3 separate regions of the Homo sapiens genome follow, and regions 1 and 2 are each linked to region 3. Evidence: read pairs that join two places in POLR2A ChIA-PET (ENCODE). Cell type or tissue: GM12878. All regions are shown on one strand. Links, peaks and the distances in the headings refer to the core of each region. The heading gives the core; the rest is flanking DNA.

What was found. Peaks named below come from ENCODE experiments on the same cell type or tissue, not always from the same donor. Only the 100,000 strongest peaks of a DNase experiment are listed, where the experiment ranks them.
Region 1: POLR2A ChIA-PET joins it to region 3 with 5 read pairs; 4 of 35 experiments call an interaction of 5 or more read pairs at or near these places.
Region 2: POLR2A ChIA-PET joins it to region 3 with 9 read pairs; 5 of 35 experiments call an interaction of 5 or more read pairs at or near these places.

What each region holds. Positions count from the first base shown.
Region 1 is chr2:218,557,112-218,567,379 of GRCh38, reverse strand. USP37 (ubiquitin specific peptidase 37) reads left to right here. Exons shown (of 26, transcript NM_020935.3): 2 at 4,567-4,707; 3 at 6,497-6,560; 4 at 8,703-8,882. The coding sequence starts at 8,727. Among named protein-coding and RNA genes, the nearest start is that of USP37, 6.1 kb to the left of the region's middle. In GM12878, for the core only: no CTCF peak of the experiment used is centred there; no DNase peak of the experiment used is centred there.
Region 2 is chr2:218,543,558-218,553,825 of GRCh38, reverse strand. USP37 (ubiquitin specific peptidase 37) reads left to right here. Exons shown (of 26, transcript NM_020935.3): 5 at 102-273; 6 at 3,917-4,017; 7 at 6,735-6,907; 8 at 7,528-7,605. Among named protein-coding and RNA genes, the nearest start is that of USP37, 20 kb to the left of the region's middle. In GM12878, for the core only: no CTCF peak of the experiment used is centred there; a DNase peak (open chromatin) is centred at 5,605; H3K27ac peaks cover 371 bases.
Region 3 is chr2:218,478,640-218,488,907 of GRCh38, reverse strand. It overlaps USP37 (ubiquitin specific peptidase 37), which reads left to right. Exons shown (of 26, transcript NM_020935.3): 15 at 487-604; 16 at 3,165-3,244; 17 at 6,674-6,838; 18 at 9,193-9,258. Among named protein-coding and RNA genes, the nearest start is that of VIL1, 65 kb to the right of the region's middle. In GM12878, for the core only: no CTCF peak of the experiment used is centred there; a DNase peak (open chromatin) is centred at 6,021; H3K27ac peaks cover 484 bases.

The DNA of each region.
Region 1 (10,268 bases), core at 2,149-6,148, 80 kb before region 3:
CCGAAAAAGAGTATAGTGCTGTAAAATAAAGGCACCTAGGATGGAGCATTGACGAATTCCTGCTGTTTAATAACCAATAGAGGAGGATGCGTCTTGCAAGCCATGAAAAAAGTCATCAGTAGTGTTGCATTCTGCTGAAAGGTAAAATGGAAGGAGGACTGAAAAACCCAGTGATATAAAAGTACTCACTTGTCTTAAAGATGTTTGATGAAGTAAAATGAGTATTTGGGTTCAGTCCTAGGTCCTCTTCTTTTACTCTTATATTCCTCCCTAAGCTTTAAATTTGATCTATATATTGATGACTTAAAAATTGTTATTTCCAGCCTATTCCCTTTGTTTTCAGCTCCACATCTAGATAGCCAGCTGTCTGCTTGACATCTCAACTTGATTTTTTTCTTAGGAGTTTCAGATGCAACACAGCCAAATCCAAAGCCTTGATCTTTCTCTCCATATCGAAATTCTTTCTTCTCCAGTGTCCCAGTTTATTAAGTGGCACATGACACAGGCTACACACTTGGGAGGCATTCTTGACTTCTACTCTCTCCAAGTTCTATCCTACTTCCAATACGTGTCTTGCATCTTTTTCTGTACATTTTCACTGTCACTTTTCTAGTTTAAGCCACAGTCCTTAAAAAACCTGGACTTGATTGCCTTGGCTTCCTGTATTATCATCTGTAAAATGGAAATAGTAATTTTCAGCCTATTGGATTGTTATGAGGATTAAGTGAGATAACCATGATAAGCACTTGGCACAGAGTAAATGGCCAGTAAGCATTAATTGTTATTGTTATAAGCTGATCAACTCAATACTCTTCTATCTGGTTACATTATTTTCTTCTGTTCTTGCTCTTAGTCACTCTCCCAAAACCCAAACCAACCATATATGACTTCCTCATTCAGTAGTAACATATTTCTTTGCTTAAAACCTTTTGGTGGATTTCCTCCTGGTAAGTGCTTGTTACATTTAGGATAAAATTCGGAATCTTTACTGTGGTTCACAAGACTGCATAACCTGGTTCTTGCCTGCTTCACTAACTTCATCTTCCTCCTCTCCTTCACTAAACTGTAGCCACATTGCTTTTAATTTCCCTAGTCATATCAAGTTATTTTACAATTCAAGGCCTTTGGGGATGCTGTTTGCCTGGATTGTTCCAGCACCACCATCTATCAGTCATCTCCTTCTGCAGTTTTCAACTTAAGTGATACCTTCTCAGGGAAGCCTTCTCAATGTTATCCTCTACCCCAAGTCTTAATCTTAAGACTCATCATTCCATGTATCTTGCTTTATATCATTTCTCAGAACTTGTAATTATTGTTATTATTATTTTTTGAGATGGAGTTTTTGCTCTGTTGCCTAAGCTGGAGTACAATGGCATGATCTCAGCTCACTGCAACCTCCGCCCCCTAAATTCAAGCGATTCTCTTGTCTCAGCCTCCCAAGTACCTGGGATTACAGGCACCCGCCACCATGCCCGGCTAATTTTTGTATTTCTAATGGAGACAAGGTTTCACCATGTTGGCCAGGCTGGTCTTGAACTCTTGACCTCAGATGATCCACCTGCCTCGGCCTCCCAAAGTGCTGGGATTACAGGTGTGAGCCACTGCACCCAGCCCAGAACTTGTAATTATATATTTACATGTGTGATTATTTAAAGTCTGTCTCCTATTAGAATATAGGCTAGTGACCACTTCTTTTTTATTTCCCAATAATTTGTTAAATAAGCTGGAAGTTGCTGTAAGAACCATCATGTCTTTTGGAAGCAAAGCTTGCTGATGTTCTTGTCATCATCTCATGACAAACACTTTTCATTCTGAAAAGTTAGAGGACACATGAGAAAAAACAAAACGTTTTCCAACTTTGGATTCTTTTACCCATTTTTATATCATAAAACCATTCAGATTTTAAACTCTTTGAATTGGAGATAAACTTTAGGTCAGCTTTCCACTTTCAGTAACAAAACTAATTTTTTCTCCTTTGTCCATTTGTTTTATAGGTCTTTTTAAAGGAAAGAAAGCCTTCAAAAATCAGAGTAGTGGTTTGTATATTTTAACAACCGGTTAATCTTTAAGACCAGTGAAGATGAGATTTCCATAAATAAAGCAAAATTCCATATTTAAGTCAGTTGTTGGTGAATGACAAAGAAAATATTAATATATGGCCAGCTGCATTGGCTCATGCCAGTAATCCCAGCATTGCGGGAGACCAAGGTGGGCGGATCGCTTGAGCCCCGGAGTTCGATACCAGCCTGGGCAACATGGCAAAACCCCATGTCTATAAAAAATTACAAAAATTAGCCGGGTTTGGTGGCATGTGCCTGTAGTCCTAGCTACTTGGGAGGCTGAGGTGGGAGGATTGCTTCAGCCTAGGAGGTGGAGGTTGCAGTGAGCCAAGATGGCACCACTGTGTTCCAGTCTGGGTGACAGAATGAGGTTCTGTCTCAAATGAAAAAGAAAGAAAATATTAAAATATAATAATTTTTGTATGTGTAGAACAGGATTCGTGTTGAAAAATAGGGAATTTAAAATGGAGGTGTATGAATACCAAACACAAGCATTTGGATTTATTTTATTTTCTAGGTAGTGATGAGCTATTTAGTTTGGGAAGGTCCTAGCATCAATGGCAACCATTTAGCACTTAACAAGTGTTTGTTATTTTGTTGGAGTATACAGTTAGAGTACCCAAGTTCTGTGTGTTACCTCCCTGTCCCGTGCCCCACCTCTACCCCCCACTCCCACCTTAGGGAGAAAGTTAAGAAGATACCTAGTGCATAGTTCAGTTGAAAAGTGGTAAAAAGAGTAGTTCTTTAGAAAGGATGTTACAATGTAAAGGATTTGTTGGAGGTAAAACCCCAAGAGCTGAGACTGGAAAGGGAAGGGGTTGCCATAATTCATTGATGAGGATGAACTGTGGTTGTAGTTAAAAATGTAGGTTCTGGCATTAGACATAGCTTTGTTTCTCACTGACTGTATTTATAAATTATGTAATGTCTCTAAACCTCAGTTTCCTCATCTGTGAAATAGAGATAATATCCCTATCACTTAGGATTATTTTAAAAATTAAATTGAGATAATGCATGTATGGCATTTAGCACTGCTTAGTAAATGTTGCATAATAAATGTTGGGTTGCATAATAAATACTAGGTGGGATGATGGCATAGTGATGAGTTTCTGAGAGTAGTAGCTATTGAAAATCTGGGATTTGAGTAGATAAGAGTGAGGATAAAGCTGATGCCAAGATTTCTTGCCTGAATGATGGTAGAAGGACAAAAGTAGGGAAGTCTGGGAGCTTCTTTTTTTTTCTTTCTTTTGAGACGGAGTCTTGCTCCCTCACCCAGGCTGGAGTGTAGTGGTGTGATCTCTGCTCCCTGCAACCTTTGCCTCCCAGGTTCAAATGACTCTCCTGCCTCAGCCTTCCAAGTAGCTGGAACTACAGGTGTGTGCCACCACACCCAGCTAAATTTTGTATTTTTAGTGAGAACACATTGTGGTCTCAATGTGTTCGAGACCACATTGGCCAGGCTGGTCTCGAACTCCTGACCTCAGGTGATCTGCCTGTCTCTGCCTCCCAAAGTGCTGGGATTACAGGTGTGAGCCACCGTGCCTGGCCTCTAGGAGCTTCTTAATGAGGGCATGGACTGTATCATCTTCACATCTATATGCCTACCAGGGTGCCTTGAAAGTGCAGTAGCTTAATAAATGTTGTTTACTAAATGAACAAAGGAGTTTAAAGTTGATGTTGTAGCATTCAGATAGGCAGTGAGAGATGTGCGGGTAGAACTTCAGAGAAAGTTCAGGCCTAGTGAAGCCTAATTTGAGAAACAATGTTAGCTTTGAAAGAAAAGTGAAAGCACCAAGTTTACCCACCTTTTGAAATAGTATCAACATGTTATGGAAGTTTTAAGACTTAAGACATTATTATGTAACAATGTTTATAAAGTGAACAAAGGACATATTCTTTCTCACTGACTTCTTAGTTTCAAAATGTAGCAAGAATGAATAAACCAAGGTACAAGTTGAACAAGGTGCAGGCTCATCCTGTAATCCCTCATTATGCACAGCAGATAAGTTCCTAAAGTTCTGTTGATCTTTTATGTGTGTCTCTGTGTGTTGTGCATCATATTTTAAATATTTTCATTAAGGTAATCTGTAGTTTTTAAATAACCAAGAAGTTAATCTTTGTTGTATAAACGATCACTTTCCTTTTTTTTTTTTTTTGAGATGGAGTTTTGCTCTTGTTGCCCAGGTTGGAGTGCAATGGCGTGATCTCTGCTCACTGCAACCTCCACCTCCTGGGTTCAAGCAATTCTCCTGCCTCAGCCTCCCGAGTAGCTGGGATTACAGACATGCACTGCCACGCCCAGCTAATTTTGTATTTTTAGTAGAGACGGGGTTTCTCCATGTTGGTCAGGCTGGTCTCGAACTCCTGACCTCAGGTTATCTGCCCGCCTCCACCTCTCAAAGTGCTGGGATTACTCGCGTCAGCCACCGTGCCCAGCCCACTTTCTTTTAAGTATTAATTTTGTATATTGGGTTCTTTTTAAAAAGCACATTTTTATTTTCTTTAGCTGAGTTGATGGCTTCCGGAGAACTGGCATAGCTGCAGAATATGAGTAGTGTCCCAAGAAGAGTGCTTTGCCTTTGGCACAAGGATCAGAATAAAGGTGAATTGCTATTACATAGGGTTTTTCGGTAAAAGTCACTGAAAAGTAAGTAATGTTTTTGTTTTGGATATATGTTTCAAAGAGCATGCAATCTGGCGGGAACTGACAGTTTTGTGTTTGTTTTGTAGTAATAGTTTTTGTGTTTTGGCCATACTTTATTTACCACTGAATGCTCTCTGATTAAGGATGTTTTCAAAGCAGTACCTAAAATGTGAGCACTTAAATAAATGTACAGGGCATAGAAACATTTTTGCTAATATTGTTGCTTTGAGCATTCATGGTGATGCTCAAAGTTGAACAGTAATTTTAATAATTGTGAAGAAATTTAGAGAAAGAATCTCTGGACATATTTAAAGAATAATTCATTTTAATTATCTTTTGTCTTCTTATTTTTTTGCTTTAATAAGACAATTACCATTACCGAGTTTAAGGAAACCCTGTCTTTGTCTTAGGTTCATAGGAAGTTTAACTGTTACTGGATCATGCTTCATGCTGAAAAAGAAACTTAGTTTTTTACTCTTAACCAAGTAGAGCAAGCCCTGATAATATAATGAATGAGCAAATGTAGCTGTCAATTCATTTAGTGCAAAAGCAGGTAATGAACTAAATTGAGGCATTATGAAAAAGTTTATTATATTGGTTCTGCCAATTTTATGTCCTACATCTTTTATATAAAGCTTTTTAAAGAGGGTAATGTGTAAATTGAGTCTTGATTTTAGAGCCAGGAGAAGAAATTAAGGAGGGTTGGGGATGGGGAGAACACATAAAAATCCTCTAGACATGACCTCTGTGTATGCAAAGGTATAGTGGCATGAGAACATAGAGATTTTTGAGGAAATTATAAGTAATTCAGAAGGATTTGGGGGTTTTATTGGGAATAGACAGGTAAGCAGGGCCTGAGTCCTGAAGGGCCTCTACGTCACATTAGTGAGTTTAGATTTTATTGCGAGAACAAGTGGAGAGCTATTGAATGATATAAAGCAAGAGAGGGATATGATTTGATCTGCAGTTCATTATAAGGCTGTCTGAAAGGTGTATGGAGGTAGAATTTTTTTTTTTTTTTTTCTGAGACAGAGTCTGGCTCCAGGCTGGAGTGCAGTGGTATGATCTCGGCTCACTGCAGCCTCTGCCTCCCGGATTCCAGCGATTCTCTTGCCTCAGCCTCCCAAGTAGCTGGAATTACAGGCGCACGCCACCACACCTGGCTAATTTTTGTATTTTTGGTAGAGATGGGGTTTCACCATGTTGGCCAGGCTGGTCTCAAACTCCTGACCTCAGGTGATCTGCCCACCTCGGCCTCGCAAAGTGCTGGGATTACAGGCATCAGCCACAGCTCCCGATCTGTGGAGGCAGAATTGATGGGATTCTCCTGACTTTCCATCTCTAATCTAATACCAATAATTATCAAGAAGGAAGCCAAAGACAAGTCTTCTGTTTCTGGCATGGGAAACTGGAGTAGAAGAGTGATGTATTCTTTGTAGCACTGAGTGGCGGAGTGGAAAAAAGTCTCAAGGATGTATCCAACAATAAAGTCACAAATTATAATTGCAGAAAAAAGTATTACAGATATACATTGCTGGCTCAAGTTTCTGTAGCTCTGTAGCATTACTAGTTTGAGCCAAATGTCATGTTAACAGACAGTTCTATAAACATTAATGGACTCTATTACTTTGACGAATTCATATTACCCAGCACATTATACTAATATCTAAATCTGCCCATAGTAAGCACTTAAAAATTTTTGATGAGATGAGTGAATAATAATAGAGTACTTATGATACTTAACACCTTTAAACTCTCGAAAGTGTTTTCATATATCTTCTTTTATCTTCAGTTATTTGCCATACAGTAACCAGAGACCTCCAACTAGGGGCCCCCAAACTGTATCCTGCCTGTAGGTGAGTTTTGTTTGATTTGTAGCTGTTAAAAATAAATTTGAATTCATTGCCAACAATTAAAAATGGACAGTTTTACATAAACGTTTGGATGTCTTTATTTTCTTGAAAAGTTAGATGGTCTGGCAATGCTAGGTTCGCTATTTCTACATGGTAATAATTGGCTAGATTGGGTAGCAATTGTTCAAATTTTGCCTGCTTAAGTCATTTCTGTCACCTGCTAGCCCCTATAGATAGTTGAGTTAGTGACTCCTGTTAACATTGTATTTATTGAGGTCTTTGGAGAAAGAGGTATTATGGACATGGAATAAATTCAGAAAACAGACATTAATTCCATTAATATTAATTACTGCTGTCTGCTGAGTGCCTAGTATGTATTATTTCATTCTACAACACTAAAACATTTGCTATTCCTATTTTGTGGTTGAGAAAACTTATGGTTAAAGAAGGTAAGTTACAAATTAGTAAGTGATAGGGCTGGCTGGCTGCTGATTTCTAGACCTAGCATCATTTTCCTTTATATACTAGCCTTTCTGGCTTTTCTTGTTGAGCTGTTTAGGCAAAGGTAATGTTTAATTGTGTTTAATTTAGTAAATTATAAGCAAGAATCCACTTTAGAAGTAGTGTTTTTAAAGGTTTGAAATAGTATAAAATTTGAGTTCGCAATTTTAAATGATTGCATATTTATGTATGTAACACACTATTTGATAACATTCTTTGCTATAACTGTAATTTTATTTACTTGTTGACTTTTGCAAAAGCTAATTTGAAGAGTTTTACACATCCGATTATTGCTGTAAGTTTAAGTTTTTTGTGTTTTTTTTTTGTTTGTTTGTTTTGAGACAGGGTCTCACTCAGAGTGTCACCTAGGCTGGAATTGAGTGGTGCAATCATGGCTCACTGCAGCCTCGACCTCCCTGGCTCAGGTGATCCTCCCATCTCAGCCTCTGGAGTAGTTGGAGCTACAGGAGCACATGACCATGCCAGGCTAATTTTTTGGTATTTTTTGTAGAGATGAGGTTTTTGCCGTGTTGCTCAAGCAGTCTGCCCACCTCATCCTTCCAAAGTGCTGGGATTACAGGCATGAGCCACTGTGTCCGGCCATTTTTTCTTTTTAGTTTTCAAATATTGCCTGACAAGCACCCAGCCATTTTTGAGTATTAAAAGTTCATTCAGGAAACTTGAGTATTTGTTAAAGATAAAATTGGTAAAGATTCTTTCTAGGAATGGTAGTTTAAATATAAATGGTAGGTGGTTCTTTGGAAGAGAGGTTTTTTGTTTGTTTTCTCTAGAGATTAAATGATTTCCTCAAATATTGTAATTCTGGAGGTCAAATAACTTGGTTATTTTTAAAATTTTTTACTCATTTAATGTCTTCTGTACATACGGATATGCTTAGATTGCTCACTGTTAGAAGGAAGCATTTGGTGATATACTTTGATGTTTTGGGAGGAACTCCATTCTAAGAAATGGAGTCAGAGGCCTGAATTTTGTATTGTTTTGTTTTGTTTTGAGACAGTGTCTTCACTCTATTGCCCAGGCGGGAGTGCAGTGGGTAGTCATGGCTCACTGCAGCCTTGACCTCCTGTGCTCAAGTGATCCTCCCACTTCAGCCCCTCTAGAAGCTGAGACTATAGGCGTGTATCACCATGCCTGGCTAATGTTTTTTCAGTTTTTTTGTAGCGATAGAGCCTCCCTGTGTTGCCCAGGCTGGTCTCAAATTCCCAGGCTTAAGCAGTCCTCCCACCTCAACTTCTCAAAGTTTTGGGATTACAGGCTGAGCCACCATGCCTGGCCTGAACACACTTTTTTTTTTTTTTTAACTTATATTTGGAAATCCAGACCCATTAGCTTTCATGAAGGAAGAGAATAATCAACACTTTAATGGTGAAGGCAATCACTTTGAGAATGGGATCTTATTCCTGTTGACATGTCTTTAGCGGTAGCAGTATGGTTGTGAATGATACAAAATGTAGAATTTAGGCACTAATAAATACAGTACTGGACACATGGCAAAGAAGGGAAAATGAAGGCGCAGAAGAAATGCATGGTGGTTAGAAATTAATTACTAGTAAGTTATAACTTATCTTATTTTTCTTCCTTAGAACCTGCCAGGTAAAGGTATATTTTTGCTTTTTAATTTAGCCAGAAGCAATTTTTAAAGAAAATATGTCTCCTCTGAAGATACATGGTCCTATCAGAATTCGAAGTATGCAGACTGGGATTACAAAGTGGAAAGAAGGATCCTTTGAAATTGTAGAAAAAGAGAATAAAGTCAGCCTAGTAGTTCACTACAATACTGGAGGAATTCCAAGGATATTTCAGGTAATACCAAATATTGATTTGGAATAGCTCTTGAAGCAGATCATTTAGTAAATAGCTATTCTGTGCCATAGTAAACATCACAGTAGCCCTCCTCCTAGATTAATATTTCTTGCTTCTTATTTCTAGGACATTAATATTTTTATGTACATGTTTTATAAATTATTCATCAGTATTGTTGTTGGTATATAATAAAAGCAGGAAGTAGTCACCATTATTGAAAAGAAAACTTGTGGGAGGAAGCTGACAAGAGTTCGGATACTGTATATCTAAGCTATTTTTAAAACCACTTTAAGATAATTTTAGTTCTTCCTTTTTTTCCCCTTAACATACATGACGATGGATTCATCACTATTTAGTGTTAGTTTTTAACAGAATTTATTAGTGTCTTCTAAAAGCCAGTGTCTACTTCCTGAATAATCCTGCCAAATGTCATGGTGTGAATCATTCAAGGATGATTATTCAAGGTTATCTTTATAGCTATTTTCTTCTAACTGTGAAGTTTTGAAGAATCTTCATTTTCACTGCAAAAATTAATTTTCTTTTCACCTTTTTTTTTTTTTTTTTTTTGAGACAGAGTCTTCCTCTGTCACCCAGGCTGGAATACAATGACATGATTTCGGCTCATTGCAACCTCTGCCTCCCGGGTTCAAGCGATTCTCCTGCCTCAGCCTCCTGAGTAGCTGGGATTACAGGTGTGCGCCACCACTCCTGGCTAATTTTTTTTTGTATTTTTAGTAGAGACAGGGTTTCACCATGTTGGTCAGGCTGGTCTTGAACTCCTGACCTCGTGATCTGCTCGCCTCGGCCTCCCAAAGTGCTGGGATTACAGCCGTGAGCCACCGCGCCCAGCCAAGATATTATATTTTTAAATTAGATTATGCAAAAGTGTAATATCCGTTCTAAAATATTCTATTGAAAAACAATATTTAACTTTATGCTTCAGAACCTGATCTTAGGTAAAATTTGTATTTGTCTCTGCTTTTGAATTGTAAAAATAGATTGCCTATGATTTCGTGTATCAAAGGTAGTCTTAAATAAGATAGAGGTGGTGATGGAAAAATAGTAGTTTGTCACATGCATATATCTGCTAATTGTTCGCCTCATCAAAAGAAAGGGTTTTTTGCAAATACAGGCTCATTTTTTTTTCAATCCTCAGCCCAATTTGGCAGTGAGTAAATATTCAAATGTTTAACCAAATACAGATCTTTAGGAGCATGACGGTTTTACCTGTGACTTCAGCCTTTATCTCAGTTCCAGATCAGTTTACATTCAGCATTCGTTTGTTAAAACCATGTACAGGTTACTGCTATGGATATTGTGCTAAGGGATGGCTGGGCGCAGTGGCTCATGCCTGTAATCCCAGCACTTTGGGAGGCTGAGGCAGGA
Region 2 (10,268 bases), core at 3,242-7,241, 66 kb before region 3:
AAATGTAACATGGAAAGTATAAAGTTTAGTATTTATTATACAGATTGTTATACTTAGTTGTCATACATTTTTGATGATAATTTTCCTTTTGTCTTGATTAGCTAAGTCATAACATTAAAAATGTGGTGCTTCGACCCAGTGGAGCGAAACAAAGCCGCCTAATGTTAACTCTGCAAGATAACAGCTTCTTGTCTATTGACAAAGTACCAAGTAAGGATGCAGAGGAAATGAGGTTGTTTCTAGATGCAGTCCATCAAAACAGACTTCCTGCAGGTGAGTACTAATCACCCCAGGGTCTAACGTTAGTATTTTTACAAGGCTATGACTAGACTACAGACCAATATTCAACTGAATTCATCAGCACATTAAAAGGATTATACACCATGAGCAAATAAGATTTATTCCTGAAATTCAAAGATAGTTCACCATATGAAAATCAATCTGTGTAACACATCATTCTTGACAAATGAAGGACGAAAACCACATGATCATCTGAATTGTTGCAGATGAAAACATTGACAAAATCCAACACTCTTTCATGATAAAAACACTCAACAAACTAGGAGTAGAAGGAAACGACTCAGCGTAATAAAGGTCATATGCAACAACTTACAGCTAACATCGTACTTAGGGGTGAAAAACTGGAAATGTTTCCTCTAAGATCATTAGCAAGGCAGGAATACCTGCTCTTGCCACTTCTATTTAACATAGTACTAGAAGTCTTAGCCAGAGCCATTAGGCAAGAAAAGGAAATAACAGGCATCCAAATTGGATAGGAAGAAGTAAAATTATTTGTGTTTGCAGATGACTTGATCTTATATGTAGATTCCACAAAACAATATGATTAGACAAAGGAGCAGGATTTTTTATTATTTATTTATTTGTTTGTTTGTTTGTTTGTTTGTTTTGAAATGGAGTCTTGCTCTAACACCTAGGCTGGAGTGCAGTCGTGTGATCTCAGCTCACTGCAACCTCCACCAGGGAGGAGGATTTAAATTACAGTTGGGAAAAGTTACCTTGTTGCATAAATCTTAGACACTTACCTATCTATATGAAAATTATTCTGAAGTTTTACTCTTGCTGTGGAAAATGAGTCCTGTAAAAAAATCACATGGTATGATCAGGTTCCTCTGCCCCCTCTAACCCCTTTCATTTAAAATAGTGGTTTTTTTTTCTTTTAATGCATTTACAGGCACTTTTTCTTTTCTTTTCTTTTCTCTTTTTCTTTTTCTTTTTTTTGAGACAGTGTCTCACTCTGTCACCCAGGTTGAAGTACAGTGGCAAGATTCCACTCTGTTTCCCAGGCTGTTATCGAACTCCTGGGCCCAAGCGATTGACCTTCCTTGGCCTGCCAAAGTGCTGGGATTACAGGTGTGAGCCACTGCCTGGCCCTACAGCCATCTTTTTAGGAAAAAATCTCTGCTTAAAATGAGTTCTCTACTATCACATTAGTCTTTAGCTCTGTCATCTTCAACATTTTACTATTACTTCTATTTTGTAGTTGACAAACTTACTTGAATTTTTTCAACTTAAATATGACACATTAAAAACATCAGAAAATGAAGGTGTAGCAGTACTACCTTTAATTAGTATCTCCATTCGACACCGTATTCTTGTAAAATAAAAGCTTTTTATGATTGTTTGCCATTTAGTACCTACTCATTATATGTTCATGCCACCAAATTGGAGCATATCAATTTACTAAACTATTGAATTTTAGAATCAAGAAATTGAGGCCAGGCACGGTTGCTCACACCTGTAATCCCAGCACTTTGGGAGGCCGAGGTGGGCGGATCACGAGGTCAAGAGATCGAGACCATCCTGGCTAACACGGTGAAACCCCATCTCTACTAAAAATACAAAAAATTAGCCAGGCATGGTGGCGAGTGCCTGTAGTCCCAGCTACTTGGGAGGCTGAGGCAGAAGAATGGCGTGAACCCGGGAGGCAGAGGTTACAGTGAGCCGAGATTGCGCCACTGCACTCCAGCCTGGGCTACAGAGTGAGACTCCATCTCAAAAAAAAAAAAGAATCAAGAAATTGAATACTATTTAAAATTCTTAGAATATGTCAGAGGCTAGTTTATATCTCTGTTTTAGTTTTATTTCATCTTACCCATATTAATGGAATCACTGTTTTAACAATTGATACGTGTAAGAAAAGCATGTCTTCAAATCCACTGGAGTGGAAAGCACAATATACTGTCTGGGGACCAATATTGAACAACATAGCATAATGAAAAAATATGGGCTTTGGCCATAAATAGATGTAGGTTGAAATTCTAGCTCTGCCTGTTATTTCTGTGTGGTTTTAGGTAAGTCACTTAGTGACTGAATTTTAATTTCCTAATCTCTAACATGAAAGTATCACCTTGATTTCAGGGCTTCTTAAAGAATGAGAGCTCGTAAATGTAAAAGTATGACTTCCCTATGCTAGGCACTCAGTAAGTCATTGGCGTTATTAGAATAGCTAGCTGTGGGCTTAACTCTTAATTCATTCTGTGATCTTGGGCAAGTTATTTTAATCTCAGGTTTAGTTGCTTTAGCTGCCCAAAGGTGGTTATTATATACTTTGCAGAGACTAGAGCAAAATAATGAATAAAAATACTTTGAACAGCATAAAGCATTTAATATAAGCATGGCATTTCAAATCAGTGGACAAAAGACTAATATTTGATAAAGTGTTAACCATAAACAAGACAACTAACCATTTAGGAAGTTAATACACTTGGATCCTTATCTCCAGTGACCAAAGATTTGAATGTAAAAAAAAATGATAAAAGTATTGTAAAAAGTACTTTTAACATAATCTCTGGATGGAAAAGACTTTTCTGGGTGTTACATAAAAACTAGAATTAATAAAGGAAAAAGATTGAAAACTTGTGTTAAAAAATTAGACAGTCTATCTGGCAAGGAACAAAAGACAAAGGAAGAAAATAGTAGCCAGAGTGACAAAGTTAATATTGCTAATATACAAAGACCTATTTTGCAAATCAATTAAAAAAAAACTAGTAGAGAAATTGACAAAAACTGCAAATAGAGAATTCAGGAAGCAAAATAGATGGCCCTTACACATGAAAAAATTCTCGACTTCACCAAACTCAGATTCCTACTACCACATTGGTAGCAGTGTGAGGGGAAGCAAGATACTCTCATATACTTGGTAGGAGCATAGAGGTTTTTTTTTTTTTTTCTTTTTTCTTTTTTTTTTGAGGACTGTAATAATGTCAGTTTAGTTTAAAATTGTATGTTCGCTCAGTAATTCTTATTATAAGGAGTTTTTCCTACAAAAAGGTTTGTGAAAGGATGTTAAGCATTGTTTGCAACTTTGAAAAATTAAAACATTTCAAATGGTCATCAGTTGGAAATTGGCTAACCAAATTAATTATAAAATATTTTTAAAAGTATATGCAAATTTATATTTATACAATACCTTGAATGTTCCTTGAACTACCATTAGTTTCTTCAGAATAGAAGCCATTTATTCTGCTGGATAAACTTACCTGTAGAGAATGTTTTGGAGTATATGTTATTGGAGATACAACTGTCACTGTTTCTGACATCCAGTGTCAGTGTTCATGTTGTTGATACACAATGACTTTTCCATAGTGTTATTAATATAATTACCAAATGTTTATTCTAGCTTTTTTTTTGCTTTGTAAATTTTAGCCTTCTATTAAATGTTTTCAGGTATATGTGTTACTTAATTTTTTGCTTCAGATTCTAGCTCTAAATTTTAGTTTATATAAGATGTATATTCTGTCAGAAAGAATTGGTTGATAGGCACTTTGATTTGTTTTCTTTTTTGCCTGCTGTTTCGTCCATTTCTTCAATATTATATAAAAATAATAATGATAAATCTTTTTGTTAAAGTGAGTGATTTGGGGATTTTAAAAAAAATTATATTTTTGGTCACCAGCCATGAAACCGTCTCAGGGGTCTGGTAGTTTTGGAGCCATTCTGGGCAGCAGGACCTCACAGAAGGAAACCAGCAGGCAGCTTTCTTACTCAGACAATCAGGTATGTTCATTTGAATCTTTTTAGCATTTAAAAAAAATGATAGTTGGCCAGGCACAGTGGCTCACGCCTGTAATCCCAGCACTTGGGAGGCCGAGGCGGGTGGATCACCCGAGGTCAGGAGTCTGAGACCAGCCTGGCCAACATGGTGAAACCCCATCTCTACTAAAAATAGAAAAATTAGCCAGGCGTGGTGGCACATACCTGTAATCCTAGCTACTCAGGAGGCCGAGGCAGGAGAATTGCTTGAACCCAGGAGGTGGAGGTTGTAGTGAGCTGAGCTCATGGCATTGCACTCCAGCCAGGGCAACAGAGCAAGACTCCATCTCAAAAAAAAAAAAAAAAAAGATAGTCATAGACTATCAAGGGTATTTCTGCATACCTGAAATGTATCATTTCATTTAGGTATCATTCCAAACCATAGAGTAAGAGAAACTTTGAAGCTTTTCTGTAAGTAAATTTATGAATTCTCTTTGGCTGTGCAAAGAGGTGATCACTTAGTCCACTTATTGGACTAAGCAATGAATAAGATTTCATTTTTGTCAGGTTCTTTTTATAGGTTAGATTTTTGGGGGACATTTTTATTGAGATATAATTGACATGCAGTAAGTTGTGTATATTTAAAGTACAATTTGATATATTTTGACTTACATATGTCCTTAAAATCGTCATCATAATCAACATAGTGAACATAACCATAACTCTTGAGATTTCTTATTCTTCTTAGTAATCCTTCCCTCTGATCCCTATCCAGAAGCAACCACTGATATGTTTTCTCCCACTATAGATTAGGTTGTAATTTCTGGAGTTTTATATAAATGGAATGAGCGTGTAATTTTGGGAGGGCAGGGTCTGGCTTCCCTCAGCATAATTATTTTGAGATTCATACATTCCTTGGAATTTAAATTGTTGAAATATTATTTAAATGCATAAGTGTTAACACATATAGCAGAAGCAAGTATTTATGCTTTCACAAGTAGTAATTCTCGTTAGTGGAGTCATAAATTCAATTTTGTGGGTCATAACTAACATTAAATTTAAAAAGTAGAATAGAAAATAATAGAGAATATTGTACATATTAAGGATAAATACTGATTTTTCAAACTTTTATTTTGGTTTATTTATACATATTTATAATAGGTTTTGATGTAAAATATTTCTTACTATGCGGCCAGGCGTGGTGGCTCACTCCTGTAATCCCAGCACTTTGGGAGGCTGAGGTGGGCAGATTCCTTGAGCCCAGGAGTTTGAGACCAGCCTGGGCAACATGTGAAACCCTGTCTCTACAAAAAAAAATACATAAATTAGTTGGGCATGGTGGTGTGCACCTGTAGTCCCAGCTGCTTCGAAGACTGGGGTGGGAGAATCACCTGAACCTGGGAAGTCAAGGCTGCAGGAAGCAGTGATTGTGCCACTGCACTCCAGCCTGGTTGACAGAGTAAGACTCTGTCTTAAATATATATATGTAATATATATATTTGTTACTATGGGATGGGATAATATTCAAAATTCTGAAAAAGTTGCAAAACAGTGGACATGTAGTATGCTACTGTTTGTATAACAAAAAGTAAAATATTGATTTGTATTTGCATAACAGAACAAGGGAAGAATTAGTGGGAAAAGGGGAAGTGGAAGAACTGAGTGGATGGTCATAGTGAGACTTATCATTGGTCTGTGGCTTCTAATATTACTTTGATTTGTGAACCTTGAGAATATATCACTCATTTGAAAATAAGTTTAACTTTTTAAAGTATTCATTCAGATGCTCTTAGAAGTTTTAAAATTTCCTATCCTAGGATTGTAATTCTGTAAAACAAAAGTAATAGGACATAACTTCTATAGAAAAATCGCATAGCTCTTAATGTAGAGATATAAAACTTAACTGGCAGAGTGTTCATGTAAAGCTGTATTTCTCAGCTAATGCTTACATTGCCATATTCTCTTTGAGTGTTCTTGCCATGTCTTAAGGGTAGACTCTTTGATTCATCTTCATATTGAACTCTATCTCACCTTCCTTTTCCCTATCATATGTTTCATTCCTCCAAACTAGAACCCTCTCAAGAGTCATGACTGTTTTGTTGGCATTTAAGTTGTGGCAACCAAATGTCACTGTCACCTTTTCTTAACTTGTCATAATCATAATTAGATATTTTTTTCCTCCAAAGATCAGTTCCCATGCTGATCACTAGAGCCATGTCTGTGTGTGTCTTTTTTTTTTTTTTTTTTTTGGTTAGTAATTCAAAGCAGTGTTCTTGCCCCCTCAACAGGTGTGCTGTGGAGTTTTTAAGTTTATAAGAATGCTATAGGAAAATAAGTGTCAAGCTCAATTTTTCACACTGACTGTACATTAGAATCACCTGGAGTGCTTTTAAAAACAACAACAAACAACAACAACAACAAAACTGATGAATGAGCCTTACCGCAGATCAACTAGAATAGAATCTCTAGAGATGTATCTCCATTTGTATTTTTTCCTTTTTTTAGAGATAGGGTCTTGCTCTGTCGCCTAGGCTAGATTGCAGTGGTACAGTTGTAGCTCACTATAACCTCAAACTATTGAGCTCAAGTGATCCTCCCGCCTTCGCTTTCTGGGATTACAGGCATGAGCCATCGCACCTGGCTCCATTTGTATTTTTTAAACCTTTCCATTGGAGAATCACTGTTCTAAAAGTATTCCAGTTAATTTGAAGATTTAACTATCTCAAACTTTATTTTTACAGGCTTCTGCAAAAAGAGGAAGTTTGGAAACTAAAGATGATATTCCATTTCGAAAAGTTCTTGGTAATCCGGGTAGAGGATCGATTAAGACTGTAGCAGGAAGTGGAATAGCTCGGACGATTCCTTCTTTGACATCTACTTCAACACCTCTTAGATCAGGGTTGCTAGAAAATCGGTAGGAGAGACTTTTTTCTTAGTCACTAGCTGTATCTGTAAATGTCTTTTAGGCCTTTTAGAAATACCAGTAATTTGAGGAGAAATAAAGTATAGAGTACATTTTTGGTAGATGTAATGATTACAAGTATTTGTCATATGTAGTTTATGTCAGTGACATGTATTAAGCATACAAATATACAGCATATAAATTTAAATATGGGCCAGGTGTGATAGCTCACGCCTGTAATCCCAACACTTTGGGAGACTGAGGCGGGCGGATCATGAGGTCAGGAGATTGAGACCATCCTGGCTAACATAGTGAAAACCCTTCTCTACTAAAAATACAAAAAAATTAGCCTGGTGTGGTGGCACACGCCTATAGTCCCAGCTACTCGGGAGGCTGAGGCAGGAGAATCGCTTGAACCTGGGAGGCAGAGGTTGCGGTGAGCCAAGATCATGTCACTACACTTCAGACTGGGGTGACAGAGCGAGACTGTCTGGAAAATAATAATAATTAAATATGGTGTAGAGAATTAGATAATAGTAGTCCCATTTCCTGTCCTTCAGTATGTTGATTTATGAATTTTTGTGATATGAATTGTGGCTTTTTAAAAGTAACCTTTTCTTTGTTCTCTGTAGTACTGAAAAGAGGAAAAGAATGATATCAACTGGCTCAGAATTGAATGAAGATTACCCTAAGGAAAATGATTCATCATCGTAAGTTACTTTAAGGGCCTTTATAGTGTTAGAGCAGTGTTTCTTATATTGGTATTTGTAACCACTGGGGAAGATTGGGGAAATGGTTTTAATTTATGAGAATTCCAAAGATGGAAGAGCAGAATGTAAAGTAGTTTGGTGACAGTAGACTGTAGGCTCAATAGAGAGGGAAATTAGCCAGTGCTATTGCTTTGGTCATTTCATTGCATTTCTCTTATCCTGCCTTTTCTTAAATCTGCAGTACTTAGTGGGAGAATAGAACTGAAGAACTCTAAACAAATGTTTCTTGCTGGCTGCTGTTTTAGTGTGAACCCCTTCTTGTCTTCTTTATGCTTAATTAAAAAAAAAATTTTTACTTTTTCATTTTACTCATGTAAAAAGTCAGCCTAGAGGTTAAAGGATGTGAGCCTATGTGTTCTAGGCAAGTAGCATTAATCTTTCAGAGATGTTTTCTGGGTTGAACAAAAGGGAATAGATCAACCCAGGGTGCTCGCCAACTCGTAATCATCGTCCTCATTTTGTGAGGATTTTTTTTTTTGTCTTCTAGGGGAGAAAACTAATTATACAGTTATCAGTTAAAATCTCAATTAATACCTTAACAGAATCAGTTGGTAGACAGTTAATTGGTACTTGAGGTCAAGAGGTCACTAGAAAGGAGTTGGGAAAAAGCCAAAGAAACTTTATGTATTAATTGATTTGCTGCTGTAATAGATGTAAAAGTCTGAATAGGTGGTAGGACTGGTATCTGAAACTATAATCACCAAGGACTCAGATTCTTTCTGTCTTGTTGTTCTGCCATCCTTAATTAATAAGCAGCCTCCATTTTGTGGACCAAGGTAGCCACTTCAGTCTCTACTTTCTTGTCTCCATTTCTATTAGTTGAAGAGAGCAAAGGGAGGGCATGCTGTTTCCTTAGGCTGGAAATTGCATATACCACCTTTGTGCATATCACATTGGCCAGAACTTAATCACATGGTTATATCAGGTTATGAGAAGGTCTGGGAAATATGCCTGTATTTCAACTATTGTGGCAAAAGCGTACAGTGGTTATTTAGGGACAACTAATACAACTAATAGTCTGCCTTAGTTTGCCCCTACAGCCACTGAAATAACCCAGTTCACTATTCTTCCATACATAGAACACCCTTATCTCTATCCAAATGGAGAAGAACTCCAAATCTCATGAGAACATTGTATCCAGCTCAGAGTCTAGGATCTTTGAGTGATCTTTCTCTCTGGGTGCGGTCTTCTCTAGAAGGTCTAAATGTACCTTGGACCATGCCCCTCATGGTCTGGTACCTAAAAACTAAAAGGCATGTTAATTTGCATTCCCCACTCCAGACCTCATGCACACATCATTATACATTGCTGGAGTAGGAACAGAATAATCACAGTAAAAATTTCTGTTTAAAATAGACAAGAATAGGAAACTGGAGGGGTCTTGGGTCTATAGCAGTGATAAAATCTTGCTAGGTGGAAATTCTGAGGACAGTGAAGGCGTTGGAATAAGTTCCTGGTTAGCCCATCTAGCAGTCTGATTCTGTTGTCTGGGAGAAACCCCCTTGCCCATTGTACTCCATGTGACCCCTGGCTTTGCCCTCTGGCAGATTTTCCTTGTTTGTTTTCTTTAAAGGCTACCACCAAAATAGATTTTGAAGACTATATTTTTCATCAAGGCCATATAGCTTTTATAGCCTGCTTCATCCAAGTTTAAAGATTCTTTAAAGGTAAAACAAGCAGGCTTGAGAAAGAATTGGGGTCTCTCTCTCTCTCTCTCTCTCTCTCTCTCTATATATATATATATATATATATATTTTTTTTTTTTTTTTTTTTTGTGAAACGGAGTCTTGTTCTGTCACCCAGGCTGGAGTGCAGTGGCACGATGTCAGCTCACTGCAACCTCCACCTCCCAGGTTCAAGCAAGGTTGAAGCACTGCCTCAGCCTCCCATGTAGCTTGGACTACAAGCGTGTGCCACCACGCCCAGCTAATTTTTGTATTTTTAGTAGAGACAGGGTTTCACCATGTTGTCCAGGCTGGTCTGGAACTCCTGACCTCAAGTGATCTGCCCGCCTCGACCTCCCAAAGTGCTGGGATTATAGGCATGAGCCACTGCACCTGGCCTGTTTTAATATACTTTTTAATTTTGAAATAATCTAATTTGCAGAAAAGTCACAAAGATAACATAGAATGTTCCTGTATACCCCTTACCCAGCTTCTGCTAATATTAATATCAAAGTTACTTTCTACAAAACTGACTCTCTAGTTAACTCTTACCACTGCCTCAGTTTGAGAATCAAAAGCAATTGGATATTTTTATCCCATGGTTTCAAATTACCAGACAATTTTGATTCTAGGTTCTTGGCACAGAGAGCTATGTTTTTTTTTTTGTTTGTTTTTTGTTTTTTGTTTTTTTGAGACGGAGTCTCGCTGTGTTGCCCAGGCTGGAGTGCAGTGGTGTGATCTCAGCTCACTGCAAGCTCTGCCTCCTGGGTTCACACCATTCTCCTGCCAAGTAGCTGGGACTACAGGCACCCGCCACCACACCCAGCTAATTTATTTTTTGTATTTTTAGTAGAGACAGGGTTTCACGGTGTTAGCCAGAATGGTCTTGATTTCCTGACCTCGTGATCCATCTGCCTCAGGCTCCCAAAGTGCTGGGAT
Region 3 (10,268 bases), core at 4,096-8,095:
ATCCCAGTACTTTGGGAGGCTAAGGCAGGAGAATCACCTGAGATCGGGAGTTCGAGACCAGCCTAACCAACATGGAGAAACCCCGTCTCTACTAAAAATACAAAATTAGCCGGGCATGGTGGCGCATGCCTGTAATCCCAGCTACTTGCGAGCCTGAGGCAGGAGAATCGCTTGAACCCGGGAGGCGGAGGTTGCAGTGAGCCGAGATCGCACCATTGTACTCCAGCCTGGGTGACAAGAGCGAAACTGCATCTCACAAAAAAAAGATTTAAGTAAAGTACTTAAATACTTGCAATTGAGGTTTTATCTGTATTAATTTAATAAGGGTTAAAGTAAGCATGAAAAAGTCTTAAATGTATATAGTTCTTATGCCTGGTGATAGTGTGTCAGTACCATAAGTTCTGTGGAAGAACAGAGTTTCTCAGGTATATTTGTGTTTCTTGTGTATTGGTCTAAATGCTTACATGTCTCATTTTATTCTTACAGATGTGGAGAGATTATCCCCAAAAGAGAACAGTTTAATGACCTCTCTATTGACCTTCCTCGTAGGAAAAAACCACTCCCTCCTCGTTCAATTCAAGATTCTCTTGATCTTTTCTTTAGGGTAAATAATATCTTTTGTATTTTCACATAACTAAATTTTATATCATTGATAGTTGTATTTGAATATTTGAAGTTGGTTTCTTCAAGGCAAAGTTTCTTTTCTTTTCTTTTTTTTTTTTTTTTTTTTTTGAGACAGGGTCTCACTTTGTCACCCTGGCTATAGTGCAGTTGCACAATCTCAGCTCACTGCAACCTCTGCCCCCAGTTTCAAGCGGTCCTCCCACCTCAGCCTCCCCAAGTAGCTGGATCATGCCACCATGTCTGGTGAATTTTTGTACTTTTTGGTAGAGTCGTGGTTTCATCATGTTGGCCAGGCTGGTCTCGAACTCCTGACCTTAAGTGATCTGCCCACCTTGGCCTCCCAAAGTCCTGGGATTACAGGTGTGAGCCACCACACCTGGTTTTGGCAGAGTTTCAACAACATTATTCGTGGGGAAAACAGATGAGAAGTTTTTGTAAATTATTATTATTTTTAAAAGCTTGATAAATCTAATTATAACTCATTGAAAAAGAAAATTAATTGCTTAAATAGATTATAAATTTAACTCAATAGCAAGCATTTAGACAATCTTAGAAATAGTTTGTTGGCCAGGCGCAGTGGCTCACACCTGTAATCCCAGCACTTTGGGAGGCCAAGGCAGGCGGTTCACAAGGTCAAGAGATCAAGATCATCCTGGCCAACATGGTGAAACCCGGTCTCTACTAAAAATACAAAAAATAGCTGGGCATGGTGGCGTGTGCCTGTAGTCCCAGCTAATCAGGAGGCTGAGGCAGGAAAATCACTTGAACCTGGGAGTGGGAGGTTGCAGTGAGCCAAGATCACGCCACTGCACTCCAGCCTGGCGACAGAACGAGACTCCGTCTCAAAAAAAAAAAGTAGTTTGTTATTTGTAAACAAATATTAAAGTATTTGAAGTAACATATTCTAAAATTTGGTAACATGAAATTAAAACTGTAGATATCACGTAAGTTGGTATCCTAAGATCTGCAGAATAAGAAAATATTCTTTGCTCTTTCTTAGGTTGTACGTACCCTATTAGAAACAGGAAGAAAGAATCATGTTTATCCAAAGCTGTAGATACATATTTGTGTCTGTGATATACCGTTACAGATATTGAGAAAGTTTCTGGGGCATAATCAGACTGTTGTTATAGCAGTCCTTATAAACTAGTGGAAATTTGCAAGAATCGATTCCCCCTTGATCTGTCTAGTAGCGGTCCTTGTTGTGTTGTAGCAAATTGGCAGGATTGTCTTCCTAAGGTATAAAAAATAAAAATAAGGCCGGGCACGGTGGCTAACGCCTGTAATCCCAGCACTTTGGGAGGCTGAGGTGGGAGGATCACGAGGTCAGGAGATCGAGACCATCCTGGCTAACACGGTGAAACCCTGTCTCTACTAGAAATACAAAAAAATTAGCTGGGCGTGGTGGCGGGCGCCTGTAGTCCCAGCTACTCGGGAGGCTGAGGCAGGAGAATGGCGTGAACCTGGGAGGTGGAGCTTGAAGTGAGCCGAGATCGCGCCACTGCACTCCAGCCTGGGCGACAGAGCAAGACTCTGTCTCAAAAAAATAAAAAAAATAAAAAATCTGGCTGGGTGTGGTGGCTCCCACCTGTAATCCCAAGGTGAGGCCAAGGGAGGCCAATCACCTGAAGTCAGGAGTTCAATACCAGCCTGGCCAACACGGCAAAACCCTGCTTCTACTAAAAATGCAAAAGTTGGCCAGGTATGGTGGCACATGCCTGTAGTCCCAGCTACTTGGCAAGCTGAGGCACGAGAATCACTTGAACCCTGGAGGTGGAGGTTGCAGTGAGCTGAGATCACGCCCCTCCCTCCCACCCAGTTGCCTGGGTGACAGAGCAAGGCTCTGTGTCAAAACAAACAGACAAAAAAATCTGTTTATTAAATGGTGAACGTTGAGCTCTACCCAAAGATAAATACTCTGCTTTTCTTTTAGTCATTTTTAAACTATTCTTGTTATTATCATAGACTTTGAAGATTTTCCTATGTATTTTTACCCCCATTTTTTAAGGATTTCTTGTTTCAGTGTTCTCTAGGTAATGGTATTCACCCCAACTTTTCATCCTTTTAAAGCAGTTGTTCTTAGTGGGCTGTCACGAGAAGATTGAGTTCCATTATGCGAAAGGGGTAGCGTTACACCTAACAGACAAGAAATTCTACCTAACCTAAAGGTGATCTTATCTCTGCTATGGCCATATGGTAAAATCTGGATATACTCTTGGTAGTGGTTCATATGTGTCCATGGGGAAAAGGCTGAAAAGGCTAAGAATCTTCTATTTTAGAGTCTAGTTACTATCATAAATTTAGATATATTCTTGGTGAAAAAGGAAATTAGAAGTTCTGAAATGGGGCATGATATTATAGGTATATTTTGAGGATTGGGTCTTAATTTGGTAAGGCTCATGGCTCTAGACACAGAATTTTTAAAACTGGTTCAGAGTTGTCATTCCACTAATGGAACTAATAAGACTAGAGCAAATTATTTGCATTTAAGATACTAATGCTGATTCACCTTCATGCTTTATTTTTCCTTCTTTTTATAGGCCGAAGAACTGGAGTATTCTTGTGAGAAGTGTGGTGGGAAGTGTGCTCTTGTCAGGCACAAATTTAACAGGCTTCCTAGGTAATTTTTTTTTTTTTTTTTTTTTTTTGCTATGGACTAAAGAATTCCCAGGTACATTTAATTGCTTTTCAATTTTTCTTTTTAAAGTTCATACAAATATTACTGAATAAATGAAGGTTACCAGAATGGATTGGTAAAGAGGGTCAGGAAAGCTGAAATGTGCAGAGTGTAAGAGGGCAGAGAGCTAGAATGCTTTTGCATAAGAAAGGTGACCAGGTGTGATAGCTCACGCCTGTAATCCTAGCACTTTGGGAGGCTGAGGTAGGAGGATCACTTGAGTCCAGGAGTTCAAGACCAGCCTGGGTAACGTAGGGAAACCCCATCTCTACAAAAGAAAGAAATATATATTTAAAGGAAGGAAGGAAAAGCGTTTGAAATATTGAAGAGAAAAAGGGTCTTGAGAGTTCCAAGAAAATGGCAACAGAGGATACAGCTGCTGAGACTTTGGAATAATTATAAGAACTAGCTAGTCAATTTTTAATTCAGTAATGTGTAATATTCAGTTATATTTTGTTGCCCTGTGTTGTGCTGTAGTCTTTTTCTGTTATCCCATACTTTCAGTAAAAACCTGCTATAGACACATACACACATGTATATAAGAATAAAACAGGGAGTAATTTTTTGCAGTTTGTGCGTTCCTTCATTCTAAGGATCTTATAAATTAGTAAATTTCCTGTAATCATAAGATAAATTTTCTGATATAGGAATGAAATTAACTTATATTGTATCTGCTCTGTATAAACATAAAACTGAAGTAGTTACAAAAAATTATTATGTGGTTACAGGACAGCTTTTAGTTCTTTCCAAGAATAGATCGCAAACACCAAGGTTGTTATTAACATTAAGTATTTATGTAGCACTTTGCCTACAGAGTGCTTTACTTTCTTTTATTAGCTTCAATATTCTGTCAGTAAGTGTGGAATTTCTGGAACCTAGCCCCTAGAGACTAGTTCTTTTACATTTCATAATCTACTCCTTTCTAGAAAATGGGAGTTGGTTTTTTTTTTTGGTTGTTTGTTGTTGTTGTTGTTGTTGTTGTTTTGATACAGAGTCTTGCTCTGTCCCCCAGGCTAGAGTGCAGTGGCACGATCTCAGCTCACCGCAACCTCTGCCTCACGGGTTCAAGCGATTCTCCTGCCTCAGCCTCCCGAGTAGCTGGGATTACAGCTGTATGCCACCACACCTGGCTAATTTTTGTATTTTTAGTAGAGACGGGGTTTTGCCATGTTGACCAGGTTGGTCTTGAACTCCTGACCTCAGGTGATCCACCTGCCTTGGCCTCCCAAAGTGCTGGGATTATAGGCATAAGCCACCGCGCCGGGCCAAGGAAGTTGGTTTTAAAGAAATGACTTTATAAAGGCTGGGTGTGGTGGTTCACGCCTGTAATCTCAACATTTTGAGAAGCCAAGGTGGAAGGTTTGCTTGAGACCAAGAGTTCAAGACCAGCCTGGGCAACATGGTGAGACCCCCATCTCTACAAAAAATGTTGTGTTTTTTGTTTTTTTCAAACAGAGTCTCGTTCTGTTGCCCAGGCTGGAATGCGGTGGCATGATCTCGGCTCACTGCAACCCCCGCCTCCTGGGTTCAAGCGATTCTCCTGCCTCAGCCTCCTGAGTAGCTGGGATTACAGGAACGCGCCACCACGCCTGGCTAATTTTTGTGTTTTTGGTAGAGACAGGGTCGCGCCGTGTTGGCCAGGCTGGTCTCAAACTCCTGACCTCAGGTGATGTGGCCGCCTCGGCCTCCTCAAGTGTATAAATCATAGCAGTATTATTATATTGACTTAAGAGACTTATATTTTTGGATTAAGAGAATTTGTTCTTTCCTGTTTGTGAGTGGTTTGAGGCCAGGAAGGTGGGAGGAAGAATCTTAAGGCAAAGAATTGGTTGTTACCAGCTGTCACTAAGGAAATTATGTGTACAGTTAAAAAGACTAGTTTTGACCTCACATGCTGGATGTCTTTTCTCTTTCCCATTCTCTTGCTATTTGGTTTTTCAAGTGGGGGGAAAAAAATGCTAAGGGGAATTTTTCTCCTTGTTTTTCTTTCTTTTTTTTCTTTTTTTTTTTTTTCCTGGTAGATCACTTGTGTTAAAGGTTAATTTATTCCAGACTTATGTGATAGAAGCTTCTGTTTGTCAAATCCTAATATTAGTTTTGTTCTACTTTTGTTCAATTTAATATTCAAAGCCACTCTTTAAATCCTAATGATTAGTCTTGTTCTACTTTTGTTCAGTTTAATATTCAAAGCCACTCTTATTCTTGAAGAGCCTGATGCCATTATCAAATCTGTTCACAAAGTTGGGCCTCATCTTTGAAGATCAGTGATTTTGACTATCATTTTCCTGTTTTATATTACCTTCCCCCCCACCTTTTACTGCTCCATGCATAGCAGGGCTACACTATAGGCAGTGTGTCCAGAGTAGCCTCATATTACCTTTTATTTTGGTTAGGTTATTTGAAATTCTAGTTAAAATATTTAATTTTGACATTGGTTTCATATCAGTTGTGTCCTTGTATTCTCTCAAATTGTATATTTGAAGATCCTGAGTTCTAGCACGCTTTTTAAAGAGAACTACAATCTATAACTTCAGTTTGCAAATTTTTGTTTGTGGCTTCTGTGATGAAGGCATATATGGTAAGAATCAGTTTTTTATAGATCATTTTTGTGTGTGTGCCTAGAACTGAAGTTTATTCCCATAAGATGTTTGAAATTCAATTTTTAAAGTGTTCTTGTGGGTTGAGAAATATATTTAATCCATCAAGCAGAGATCGTGTTCTGTGTGAGAAGTGAAAAGGTTACCACAATTTTAACCACAAAGAATTCAGTGCTTCTAAAGAGCTAAAAGCCTTTACAGACCCACAGATCAGATTTGGCATGCAAATTTTTGTAAAGCTTTTTTCTAAATGGGGAAAAGTTTTGTATTTCCTCCTTAGCTTTCTACAGAGAAAGTACTTCTGAAAATAAAAGAATAATTCTCATCAAAAATCATCTTGAAGTAATTAATGTTTACCATCAAATATAAGAGCTATGTAACATTTTAATAGACATTATTTTACTAGTAGTGGTTATATAAAACCTATTGCTTTTTAAACTATGTAACAGTGAAGTAAATAATTTAAGGATTTAACCCAATATCAGTGCCAAATTTAACATTCTTGTCTGCTATATTTTATTTATTTGTGTTTTTTCTAGGAACATTATAAGTATTTTACCCAAACCACACTAATCCACCATTATTTGTATGCTTTTTACCTAGCCCAATGCCTGGCACTAACAGGTATTCAGTAAATATTCTTTGACGTGTCTTTGGTTTGGCCAAATGGATTTTTTAAATCAAAAGTCGTCTAACATAGAGTGATCTCTTTTACTGTAAGAAAGATACATGTATTATGTATGAATTAGTAAGGTTGTCATCTCCTGTTTTTCAGGGTCCTCATTCTCCATTTGAAACGATATAGCTTCAATGTGGCTCTCTCGCTTAACAATAAGATTGGGCAGCAAGTCATCATTCCAAGATACCTGACCCTGTCATCTCATTGCACTGAAAATACAAAACCACCTTTTACCCTTGGTTGGAGTGCACATATGGCAATGTAAGTCCTTGAGAGACTATGTCTTTATATTCCCTTTTGAAATAGAAAGGCTTTAGTATCTAATCAAAAGAATGACTGAATTACATAATATGACTCCAAGGTAAAATCAGATCAATGGCCAGATGCAGTGGCTCATGCCTGTAATCCCAGCACTTTGGGAGGCTGAGGCAGGAGAATCGCTTGAGCCTAGGAGTTTGAAACCACCTATGGCAACAGAGCATGACCTCATCTCTACAAAAAATAAAATAATAAAGCCAGCATGGTGGCACACACCTGTAGTGCCAGCTACTCGAGGCTGAGGTGGGAGGATTGCTGGAGCCTGGGAGATGAAGGCTGCAGTGAATGGTGATCAGAGCAAGACCCTATCTCAAAAAAAAAAAAAAAAAGAAAAGAAAAGAAAAGAAATCAGACCAAGAAGGAGATTTTAATTTTGCTTTACTTTGTTTTAGTGTTAAATCACTGCCTGAAGTAATTGAAGAAAATGCTTAAAATTTTTCCAAAGTTATTAGTTGCTTTTCATAGTGAGGTGCTTTTTTAGGAAGTGCTCTTGGTTAGAGTGCTAGAAGACAGTTTGATATACTTCTTGAATATGAGTCAAACTTAGGTGATAATAAGAGTCACCTAGACACTAAAAATACTGATTTTTGTGTTTTTTCCCTGGAAGTTCTGTTTCAGTAGGTCTGAGATAGGCGCTTAGGAATCAATATTTTTAGCAAATGCTTCAGTTGACTCTTCAGGACATGCAGATGTGAGAAACCCTATACTCAATGTTATGCCTTCATGCATATATTATCAGCAGTGTAAAGAACTTAAATGGCTCCTGAAATTTCTCAAGAAAAAAAGAAGTAATCTTTACTTTAGGTTTTTGCTTCATCATGTATGCTGGGAAAACCTTCGGACTTCTTTGAGTGTTCCCCTTTTTTCTACATACTTGCATTACTTTGAAGCCATATGTTATGTCATTCTTTTCTATACTTGAACACTAGTTTGGTAGAATAATAAAATTGTAGAACTTTGAAGATGGAAGAGATTTTAGAGGTTTTTGTCCAAACCCTTAAGAGGACCAAGGAAATTAAATGATTTTCCTAAAGTCATACAGTTAGTGTCTGAAAGAGCCACGTCTCATAGAAGTTTACACTAGTGTCTCAAGGGTCTACTAATAAAGGCATGTGCCCAGAGAGTCTAAGTGTTTCTGGTTTTTTCCTCTCACAGCTTTTCACGTTTTTGCTTGGTGCATACTACCTTCTGCTGGTAGAGCTATTACTCTTGCTGGCAGTAGTACTATGTCACACTAATAGTGTATGATCACAGGCCTGAAGCCAAGCTATCTGACTGTACAATTTGATAGCTTTTAGACCTTGCACAGATTCCTTGACTTGTCTATAAGAAAAACAATAGGATGGTTGTGAACATTAAATGAGGTAATAATATGTAGAGTTCTTAGCACAGTGTCTGACATCCAGTAAATCCTCCATAAATGAGAGCTATTACTTTAAAAGAACTGAGACAAGGTAATTTTCTCCAAGTTATTTTTTTCATATGTATTACACTTGACTTCATTTCCAGTGCTGTCTATGTAGATTATTGGATCAAGGAGAGCCTAGAGATGGTATTTTATTTTCTCTTTTGGCCTCTATTGCTAGTATTTTTTTTTTTTTTTTTTTTTTTTTTGAGACGGAGTCTCGCTCTGTCGCCCAGGCTGGAGTGCAGTGGCGCATCTCCGCTTACTGCAAGCTGCGCCTCCCGGCTTCACGCCATTCTCCTGCGTCAGCCTCCCGCGTAGCTGGGACTACAGGCGCCTGCCACCATGCCCGGCTGATTTTTTGTATTTTTTTAGTAGAAACGGGTTTTCACTATGTTAGCCAGGATGGTCTCGATCTCCTGACCTCATGAGCCACCATGCCCGGCCATTTTTTTTTTTTTTGAGATGGAGTCTCACTCCGTTGCCCAAGCTGGAGTGCAGTGGTGCGATCACCACTTACTACAACCTCCGCCTCCCAGGTTCAAGCAATTCTCATGCCTCAGCCTCCCGAGTAGCTGGGATTACAAGCACCCGCCGCCAAACCCAGCTAATTTTTGTATTTTTAGTAGAGACAGGGTTTCACCATGTTGGCCAGGCTGGACTTGAACTCCTGACCTCAGGTGATTCGCCCACTTAGCTTCCCAAAGTGCTGGGATTACAGGCGTGAACCACTGCACCTGGCCTATTGCTAGTAATTTAAAAAGTATTATAATTGTTCAATTTTCAAGAGGACATAAAAGGAATTATAGTAAGAATAATTCATTTTATAATTTAAATATATATCTTTAATAATTCATTTGTATACATTATATATTTTCTAATTTTCTGATAGTTCTAGACCATTGAAAGCCTCTCAAATGGTGAATTCCTGCATCACCAGCCCTTCTACACCTTCAAAGTGAGTTATATTTCTTATGTACCCAAAATCTGTGTTTAAGGTTTTGGCTTACCCTAATCTCCAAGATTGCCTCCCTGCCTTTTCATTATTGTTTTTCTTTTTGCATGATAATGCTCTTTATTACCTATACTTTTGAAACTTTCCTGAATTTGGTTTAGAATATATTGAAGGATATAACAAATTTTAATCAGTGACACAAGGTTAGCTCATCCTCTCAATATTCTGTCTTAAAACTTTTAAAAACTTATTATTGTTAATATGTAATACTTTCATCCTAAAACTCTAAAAATTAACTGAGGACAAGGGAGTCTAGGGATTTAAGGGATAAAATAACCCCTATTAGTCTAAAGCACTCTTCCTTAAAGATAGGCATGGAATCCCAAAACATTTTTTACCTGTTGTTAGCCAGTCTGGAACTTCTTGTCTTTGACACCGAATAGGAGTTGTTTTGAAAGGGGACAGGAAAACAAGCAAGCATTCTACAAATGCCCTATTTTTTTGTTTAAGACCAAACTTTATCCAAGGAGGGAAGCACATGCCTTTTTTGTTTGCTTTTTAAATATATTTCCTCTAAGATTTTACTAGAGGAGTTCCTGATTAGATCATTTCAATTGATTTAGTTGTCGTTTGACTTTTTAATTAATTTTTCTAAAAATTTGATGGCCCAAAGTACTTTTAGAGAAGAGACATTTTTGTTGTTTAAGGGCTTTTGGGGGGCTTATATAACCATAAAATGACATTTGGGAACTGCTATTTTCTTTTCCTCCTGTTAATTATTTTTCAGTGCAATTAAAACCAGATGACTAACATGACTAGAAATCTGAAATGGTACCGATATGAATACTCTTGCCCGTTCTCAAGATACAAATGAGCAATACCACTTGGCTGCTTAGAAAGTGAGCAAGTGATGCATTTACAGGATGAATATTTTTCATTGCTACAGGCAAGCTGCCTTCTGTAAATATAGTAATCATTAATGGAATGCACTCTATGTACCAAGTCACTGTAGT